2 separate regions of the Homo sapiens genome follow, and region 1 is linked to region 2. A link is a loop called in an ENCODE intact Hi-C map of the cell type or tissue named here. Cell type or tissue: endothelial cell of umbilical vein. All regions are shown on one strand. Each heading gives the region's core, and the rest is flanking DNA. Links, peaks and the distances in the headings are about the cores only. Region 1 overlaps TMEM217B (transmembrane protein 217B). Region 2 overlaps TBC1D22B (TBC1 domain family member 22B).

What was found. Peaks named below come from ENCODE experiments on the same cell type or tissue, not always from the same donor. Only the 100,000 strongest peaks of a DNase experiment are listed, where the experiment ranks them.
Region 1: a loop joins it to region 2, with 5 times the contacts of the local background. A loop is called at or near these places in 6 of 110 quality-filtered maps.

What each region holds. Positions count from the first base shown.
Region 1 is chr6:37,220,682-37,225,067 of GRCh38, reverse strand. The region is part of intron 1 of TMEM217B (transmembrane protein 217B); the gene reads left to right. The region is part of intron 1 of TMEM217 (transmembrane protein 217); the gene reads left to right. Among named protein-coding and RNA genes, the nearest start is that of TBC1D22B, 35 kb to the left of the region's middle. RefSeq lists silencers at 2,153-2,202, 2,573-2,832 and an enhancer at 3,033-3,172. In endothelial cell of umbilical vein, for the core only: no CTCF peak of the experiment used is centred there; a DNase peak (open chromatin) is centred at 2,397; H3K4me3 peaks cover 812 bases.
Region 2 is chr6:37,312,436-37,316,821 of GRCh38, reverse strand. TBC1D22B (TBC1 domain family member 22B) reads right to left here. Exons shown (of 13, transcript NM_017772.4): 9 at 3,798-3,904; 10 at 2,931-3,006; 11 at 1-119. Among named protein-coding and RNA genes, the nearest start is that of RNF8, 39 kb to the left of the region's middle. RefSeq lists an enhancer at 1,695-1,989. In endothelial cell of umbilical vein, for the core only: a CTCF peak has its summit at 1,768 (motif pointing right); a DNase peak (open chromatin) is centred at 1,831; H3K27ac peaks cover 573 bases.

The sequences.
Region 1 (4,386 bases), core at 187-4,186, 92 kb after region 2:
CCACCACCACACCTAGGTAATTTTTGGTTTTGGTGGTGGTGTTTTTTTTTTTTTTTTTATAGAGATGGGCCATGTTGGGCAGGTTGGTTTCGAACTCCTGTACTCAAGCAATTCACCTGCCTCAGCTTCCCAAAGTGCTGGGATTACAGGCATGAGCCACCATGACTGGTCTTCCCTTACTTTTATAATAAAGTTTTATTCACATATATATGTATGGCCAAAAAATATATTCTTAAATTTTGCTTGGTTTTGATTTTTATGAAAAGGTTATCATCATACTGTGTGCTCTCAATCTTGAAAAATATTTTAGAAAAATATTTACAGTGGCTCACTCCTGTAATCCCAGCTGCTCAGAAGGCTGAGGTGGGAGGGTCACTTGAGGCCAGGAGTTTGAGACCAGCCTGGGTAACATGGCGAGATGCTGTCTCTCCAAAAATAAAAGGTTTTTTTTTCGTTTGTTTGTTTGTTTTTGAGAGGAGTCTCGCTCTGTCACCCAGCCTGGAGTGCAGTGGTGTGATCTTGGCTCACTGCAAGCTCTGCCTCCTGGGTTCACGCCATTCTCCTGACTCAGCCTCCCGAGTAGCTGGGACCACAGGTGCCCGCCACCACGCCCGGCTAATTTTTTGTATTTTTAGTAGAGACAGGGTTTCATCATGTTAGCCAGGATGGTCTCGATCTCCTGACCTCATGATCCGCCCACCTCAGCCTCCCAAAGTGCTGGGATTACAGGCATGAGCCACTGCACCCAGCTAAAAAAAATTTCTTTTTTAATGAGCTGCATGTGGTAGTATGCACCTGTGGTCCCAGCTAGTTAAAAGGCTGAGGCAGAGGCCGGGCGCGGTGGCTCACGCCTGTAATCCCAGCACTTTGGGAGGCCGAGGCAGGCGGATCATTTGAGGTCAGGAGTTCAAGACCAGCCTGGCCAACATGGTAAAACTCTGTCTCTACTAAAAATACAAAAAAATGAGCCAGGCATGGTGGTGGGCGCCTGTAGTCCCAGCTACTCGGGAGGCTGAGGCAGGAGAATCGCTTGAACCCAGGAGGCGGAGGTTGCAGTGAGCTGAGATCGTGCCACTGCATTCCAGCCTGGTGACAGAGTGAGATCCTGTCTCCAGAAAAAAAAAAAAAGGCTGAGGCAGGAGGCTCTGTTGAGCTCAGGAGTTTGAGGCTGCAGTGAGCTATGATTGCATTACTCCATTCTGGCCTGGGCAACACAGCAAGACTCCATCTCTATAAATAAATATATAAATAAGAAAAATGGGCTAGGTGCAGTGGCTCACGCCTGTAATCCCAGCACTTTGGGAGGCCAAGGTGGCAGATCACCTGAGGTCAGGAGTTTGAGAGCAGCCTGACCAACATGGTGAAACCCCGTCTCTACTAAAAATGCAAAAATTAGCTGGGCATGGTGGCACACGCTTGTAATCCCAGCTACCTGAGAGGCTGAGGCAGGATAATTGCTTGAACCCGGGAGGCAGAGGTTGTGGTGAACTGAGATCACGCCACTGTACTCCAGCCTGGGCGACAGAGCAAGATACTGTCTCAAAAAAAGAAAAATATTTGAGTTGAGTATAGAATCCTAGGTTGGCAGGGGTTTCTATTTGTTTGTTTTGCTTTGTGTAGCACAATTAAAATATTATTCCATGGGATTTTTGTTTCCTATAGAAGTCTATAACTGTTGGTCTTTTAAATAAAAAGCCCATTGGCTGCTTTTGAGATTTTCTTTTTGTGTGTGGTGTTCCATAGTTTGAGTACCATATGTTTTGTGTAGATTTTCTTTCATTTATCCTTCTAGCAATCAGTTAGGTTTCTTGAATCTGTGCATTGGTGTTTTTTTTTCAGTTGTGCAAATCCTCAGCTATTTTCTCTGTAAATATGCTACCCCCATTTTGTCTCATCTCTCTTTCTCTATCAGAACATCTTATTATGTCTTTCATGTCTCTTAACTTCTCCTTCATATTTTCCATCTTTTTGTCTCCCTGTGCTACATTCTGGATAATTTCTGCTGATTTATCTTGTTTCCTGGTTAACTAATTATTCCTTAATCTGTGTCCAACCTGCTACCATTTATGTCCACTGAATTTTTAATTTCAGATACTGAGTTTTTCATCTCTAGAAATTCTATTTGGGTTCTTTTTCAAATCAGCTAGTAATGGCAGTGGCTGCTACCATCACTCCGGCTGTCACTCCAGCTGCAGCAGGGAGGCGCGGCTAGGGTTACACACTCCATGGAGCCGGTGGAAGCCCGGCCCCTTCTGAGTTAAGTCGGGAACTCACCGGGTGCTACTGCAGCCGCCCAAACCAAAGCCGTAGACCCCACCTCCGGCTCTACGGAGCAGGCAGAAGTCCCGCCCTCTTGGGCGGGCTGCAGCTGCCCAAACTGTGGCTGTGCATCGAAGCCTCCCTGTGCTCTTGGAGGAGGGCCGGGAATAGGCAGGATCTGCCCTCCCAGGTGCAGCTGCAGCTGCCAGGACCCACGGCTGCAGACCTGGGCCTCCCACTTCACTGAGCAGGCAGGAGCCAGGGACAAGTAGGAGACCCGCCCCTTTCGAGTTAGCGGGGCGGGACCTCCTAGGTGCAGGACCCGGGCGTCTCTGCAGCCTGCACCCTCGGGGACCCCAGGAGGCCCCCTTCCCCGGCTTCCTGCCGTCCCTGCAGGCTCCCGGATGTCTGCTCCCGCTGCCTGGCCTCTCTCCAATCCCGGCACCAGTTCAAATCTCGGAGCCGGGTTGGGGTCGAGCCCTGGGGGGGCCATGGATGGCAGCGGGAGGCGTATCGATTCCCGGGTGGAAGGGGGCGGGTCCTCAGTAAGGCCCCACCCTCAGGCCAGGGAGAGCCTGAAGGCTGGGGCCAGGCCGCCAGTCCTGCAGACCTAAGTGGTGCCTCTTCCAGCCTGCCCATGGCCCCCGATGTACCAATCTGCGTGCACTTCCTCCCTTCTGAGGTCCATAAAAGACCTGGGCTTAGCCAGAGCAGGGCAGAGGATGGCTAGAGGACGAAGAGAGCAGAGAGATGATAGGACGACCAGCTGCAGAGAGGAGCTATCCTCTCTGCTGATAGCAGGAGACAATGGGAGGACCAGCTACAGAGAGGAACTACCCTCTCTTCTGAGAGCCTCAGAGACCTGCAGAGACGTCAGGACTATCAGCTGCATAGAGGAGCAACCCTCTCCAGGGCCTTCTCCCTGCTGAGAACAGCAGATATTAGCATGACTTGCCTACAGAGCGGAGCTACCCACTGCGAGTCTCCTTTTAGCTGATCTAACACTTAAAGCTCATCTTCATCTTGTTTACCCTTCACTTGTCTGTGTACCTCATTCATCTTGGACACAGAACAAGAACTCAGGCAAAGGTGCCGCTGGCCACAGAGGTTTCTGGCCAGAAAATTGACACCCCAGAGATCCTGTAACACTAGGTCATTTTCTATGGTTTCCTGTTTCTTCATATATTTTCAGTTTATCTTTTATTTATTTTAATGCAGTAATCAAAGAAAATTCTGACACATTCTATAACATAGATGAACCTTGAGGACATTATGTTAACAGAAATAAGCCAGTCACAAATGCTATAAGATTCTACTTACATGGCCAGGTGGGGTGGCTCACCCCTGTAATCCCAGCACTTTGGGAGGCCGAGGTGGGAGGATCACCTGAGGTCAGGAGTTTGAGACCAGCCTGACCAACATGGCGAAACCCCGTCTCTACTAAAAATACAAAAATTAGCCAGGTGTGGTGGTGCACTCCTGTAGTCCCAGCTACTTGGGAGGCTGAGGCACGAGAATCGCTTGAACCCAGGAGATGGAGGTTACAGTGAGCTGAGATTGCACCACTGCATTCCAGCCTGGGCGACAGAGCGAGACTCCGTCTCAAAAAAAAAAAAAAGACTCCACTTACATGACATGTCCAGAGTAGTCAAATTAATAGAAACAGAAAGTAGAATGATAGTTTCCAGGAGCTGGGGCAGGGGGAAATGGGAATTCGTTGCTTAATGGGTGTACAGTTTCAGTTTTGCAAGATGAAAAAGTTCTAGAGATTGTTTGTACAACAAAATGAATATACTTAACACTACTAAACTGTCTACTTAAAAATGGTTAAGATGTAAAATTTTATCTTGTATATATATTATATATATCTGTGTATTATATATGCATGAATTATACTATAATAAAAGTAAAACAAAAATTTTAAATAATGCAAAAATATAGTAATCATAGTTGTTTGATGATCAGATATTACTGCAGTTCCATTGCTATCTGTTGTTTCAGCTTGTTCTCACAGTGCCTTGTTCCTTATGTGCTTGGTTATTTTTCACTATGTACTTGTCATTGTCCCTGAAAAATTACTGATGAAGATTCTTAGAGGATGAAGACCAGCATAAAAGTACAATCCTC
Region 2 (4,386 bases), core at 100-4,099:
GTCCCACAGGCGGATGGTGCAGCGAAGAGGAAGCTCCCGCATAAGCAGGTTGTTCATCCAGCGGAAGGCAAACTGCAGGTATTCTACCTCGTACCTCCTGAAGTGATTATGTACCTGCTCTGAAACAGGAAGCATCATTGGGGATCAACCTAGGGGACTGGACCCTGAAAGGGCCACAGGAGCCAAAATAGCAGCTCCCACTTCTTACTGCCCCCTCCCATGGGTAAGCAGACACAGAGGAGGCAGACAGCCATCTGACTGTCCTTTATGTTTGATTCCATCATCTCACAGCAACACTGCATGGTTAACTCAGCCCAGCAGACAGAACTATTTTAACATCCCCCAGTGATGTTCTAGGAGCCCCGCTTCCTTTGTGGGGCCGCTCTGGCCACAAAGCAGAGGATAATGAGGTTCACTTGGCTGCTCAACCTTAGTACTCATCAGAGAAGAAGCCAGAACTGAAAAGAACCATGGAGGTCACCTTGGCCACCCTCCTACTGGCGAGGAACTCCTCTTCAGCATCCCCGCCAGATGGCTAGCCAGCAGGGATGTGAACACTGCCAGCGAAAGGGGCTCACAAACTCCACTCAAGGGAAGCCTCTTCCACTGATGTATGAAGTGATTCACCAGAAAGCGCTTCACCATATTCAACAAAACCAGCTGCCTCCTCACTCCCACCCTTTGGTGTTCGTGTGATATTCTCAGGCAAGCCCAAACAAACCTGATTGCTGTTCCACAGGACAGCTCTCCAAATAATGCTTAGTGGGATTGTTTTCTAAATTACTGTCCTCAGTTTCCTACCCTATAAAATGGGAATAATCATTCACACCTCAGAGGGTTTCAGGGAAGATAAATGAGAACACACAAGTAAAGTGCTTACAATGGCACCTGGAATGTGGTAAATATTTCAAACAATTCTTGAAAGAAGAACTATTAACAATGGTTATGGCCAGGTGCTGTGGCTCACACCTGTAATCCCAGCACTTAGGGAGGCCGAGGTGGGCGGAGTGTTGAGCCCAGGAGCTCAAGACCAGGCTAGGCAACATGACAAAAGCCTGTCTTTACTGAAAATACAAAAATTGGCCAGGCGTCATGGTGCGCACCTATAATTCCAGCAACTCAGGAGGCTGAGGTGGGAAGATCCTTTGAGCCAGGAGGTCAAGGCTGTAGTGAGCCAAGATCGCACCAGTGCACTCTAGCCTGGGCGACAGAGCAAGACTCCATCTCAAAAAACAAGTTATTTCTGGGGAGAAGAATTTAAGGAGAGGAAGGATTCCTACCTTATCACCCTGGCTGGAATACAGTGGTGCGATCTTGGCTCACTGTAGCCTTGACCTCCTGGGCTCGAGTGATCCTTCCATCTCAACCTCCTGAGTAGCTGGGACTACAGTCGTGTGCCACCATGCCCAGCTACTTCTTAAATTTTTTGTAGAGATGGGGTCTCACCATGTTGCCCAGGCTGGTCTTGAACTCCTGGGCTCAAGTGATCCTCCTGCCTCGGCTGGGATTACAGGTGTGAGTCACCGTCCCCAGCCTGTTTAAATTTTTTTAATGAGGAAGTATTACTTCTACAATGCAAAGAAACATCCAAGATATATATACTTAAAAATCCACTATTCCAAAGTATTATGCCTTTATGTATCACGTATTTGTAAGGGCGGAAAAAATAAGGATAGGGCAGACAGTGGCAGAAACCACAGCATCTGCCTGTTGAAACTTGATTGATGACCAGCCTCTGGCAGCCAGCTTATCCCCCAGAAGAGGGCAGCATACACTCTGTGCTAGGCTCCGGTTGAGGGATGTCAAGAGACCTGCACAAGGGGCCCAAACGTGAGGGCTAACAGCTGGGCCAGGGTGATAAGACACAGCGGAAAAAAAATTCCACATGTGACATACGGGAAGTAACTGTGAATAAACAAATGGGTTCAGAAGATTGAAATGCTAAGTCATAAAATAGAGTGAGTGGAACAACTCAATGAAGGTTTTCATGAAAAGAGAACCTGGGAAAGAAGAGAGAAAGATATACAATGTTGGGGGTGGGGGTGGGCAGCAGGTAAGGGAGAAAGGCTTTGCTTGGGTGAAGCAGAAAATCCAATGAGTAGGAAAGCCTGGGAATAACATTTGTTAGCTGGTGTCAGGACAGGCAGAGTCCTATGGGAGCTACTACAACTTCACTAGTGTTAGAGATCCCACCGACTTCTCTCCCCATGCCTCACTTAAACATCAGTCAACAGCAGAGCTTCCTGAGTTGTCCTTTCGTTCTAACATTCTATGACTCTAGGCCAAAGCTGAGGAATTCCTGTAAGGCTGTTCCTCAAAGACATGTGCCTTAGGAAGAGCCACATCTCAATTTCCCCACCCCACACAAGTCCTGGGAAGCTGTATAAAGTCCTGCTGGGGTATCAGCCAGGCCTGAGGACCCCATATCAAGCCCAGGAGTTATGAGTTACATCATAACGTGAAGGACAAGGCCGGACGACAGGCTGGATGCTGAAGGCAATGGAGAGCTATGGGAGGCTTCAGAGCAGAAGAGGGACGTGGCCAGAACAGAGCTGCAGAAAGATGCAATTGCGTGACAGATAGTTTGGAAGAGAAGAGTATGGAGAAGGCAAGCCCTCTGAGGAGGAAGCTGGACCAGAGCTGTGGCTGGGGAAGTGGGGAACGGGCGTACTGAAGAGAGCTGCTGAAGGAGAACCGATAGAGCCTGGTGATAGGAAACCAAGGGGAAAGAAGAACTTGATATAACAGCACAGTTCTCACTTCACCTTCCTGCTGAGATGTGGAAGGATCCCGGTGCTGCCAGCAGCACTCAGTGCGCTGGAAAGGGTCATGGCTAGGAAGACAGCTGAGGAGAGGACCCACAAGCACAACCGCCTCATAACAGAATCAACTCTGCTATTGCTAGAGAACTCTTCTCCCTCTGAACCTACCATCAATCCGGCTGACAAGCTCTTCCAGTGCCTTCACCTTCTTCTGGATTCCTGGTTGTGCAAAGGTGTAGTTATCCTGCAAATGACACAGAGCCCAGGATGAACATGGACTCTAACTTGTGTTATCACCTGACATTCACTGAAACACGTTTAGAAGTTCAGGCCATTTTCCAAAGCTAGTACCAATGGCCAGTGACAGTGTTCTGGGAAACAAAGAAATCTACAGAACAACAGTGTTGGGGGAAAGCCCAATGGAGCCCTGCAGTGTGGAAGCAAACCCATGTGCTTGGGGTACAGAGCAGAAAGGAGCAGTCTACTCCAAAGACGAAGTCAAGGCAACATGGAGATTTCTGCAGACTCCAAGGGACACTACACCATCACTGTTTTGTTTTTTTTTTTTTTGAGATAGGGTCTCACTCTATCGCCCAGGCTGGAGTGCAGTGGTGTGATCATGGCTCACTACAGCTTTGACCTCCTAGGCTCAAGTGATCCTCCCACCTTAGCCCACTGAGGACCTGGTACTATAGGCACACGCCACCACGCCTGGCTAATTTTAAAATTTTTTGTAGAGAAGGGGTCTCTCTATGTTGCCTAGGCTGGTTTTGAACTCCTGAGCTCAAGCGATCCTCCAGTCTTGGCCTCCCAAAGTGTTGGGATTACAGGCGTGAGCCACCGTGCCCGACCCACCATTGCTGTTTGAAAGCTGTAAAGCCAATGAAGAAGGATAGAGATGGATGAAAAGGAGGAGGAGCCATAGTGGGTGGGTGGGTGGTCCTGCCTGATACAGAAGAGCAAGAAAGAAACCAAAGCCCTGCTGGGAGCCTCTGGACCTAGACGTTTGTTCCCACAAGGGCAGAAGCAGCTCACCTGGATTCCATCCAGCAGCTTGCTCATGCACCAAAAGCTGTCAGCCTCAATGCTTCGCAGCATGTCTTGAGACAAGTTGGTCACGTCAAAGTTCTCCACATCCTCTTCTGTAAAACAAAAGGTGAAGAAAGTCCAGAGGTCTTATCTAAAAATGGAGAGAGAAAGATAGATTCGAGTGTCTTCAATGGGGTCTTTAAGGCCAAGTGAGGACCAGGCTAACCTGATGTTAAGAAACAAGGGCCTGCCCCTCTACTGTCTGTGTCAGGTGGGCAAATATGTCCCTTCAAGAACATATTTGTTCTTGAAGATCTCACTACAACACTGGACAGGCCATTTCTCATGCTAGTCCCATCAGGTCCAACATATCTTTCTCTTCCTTGGCATTTGTTCGTTCAGTTTTAGAAAATGATACTTCAGGTCTCATGTTCAATGAATTATACTCAGATCCCTGAAGATGGCCTGGAAAATTTCTTTGATTTCAGCTCAGTGAGCTGTCTAGCACACTCACACTCATATATAGGGAGAACAGCTAGGATCAGAAAGCCCCCACAGTTTATTTTAAAGATGGAATTCCCAAGTTCTGATAAGG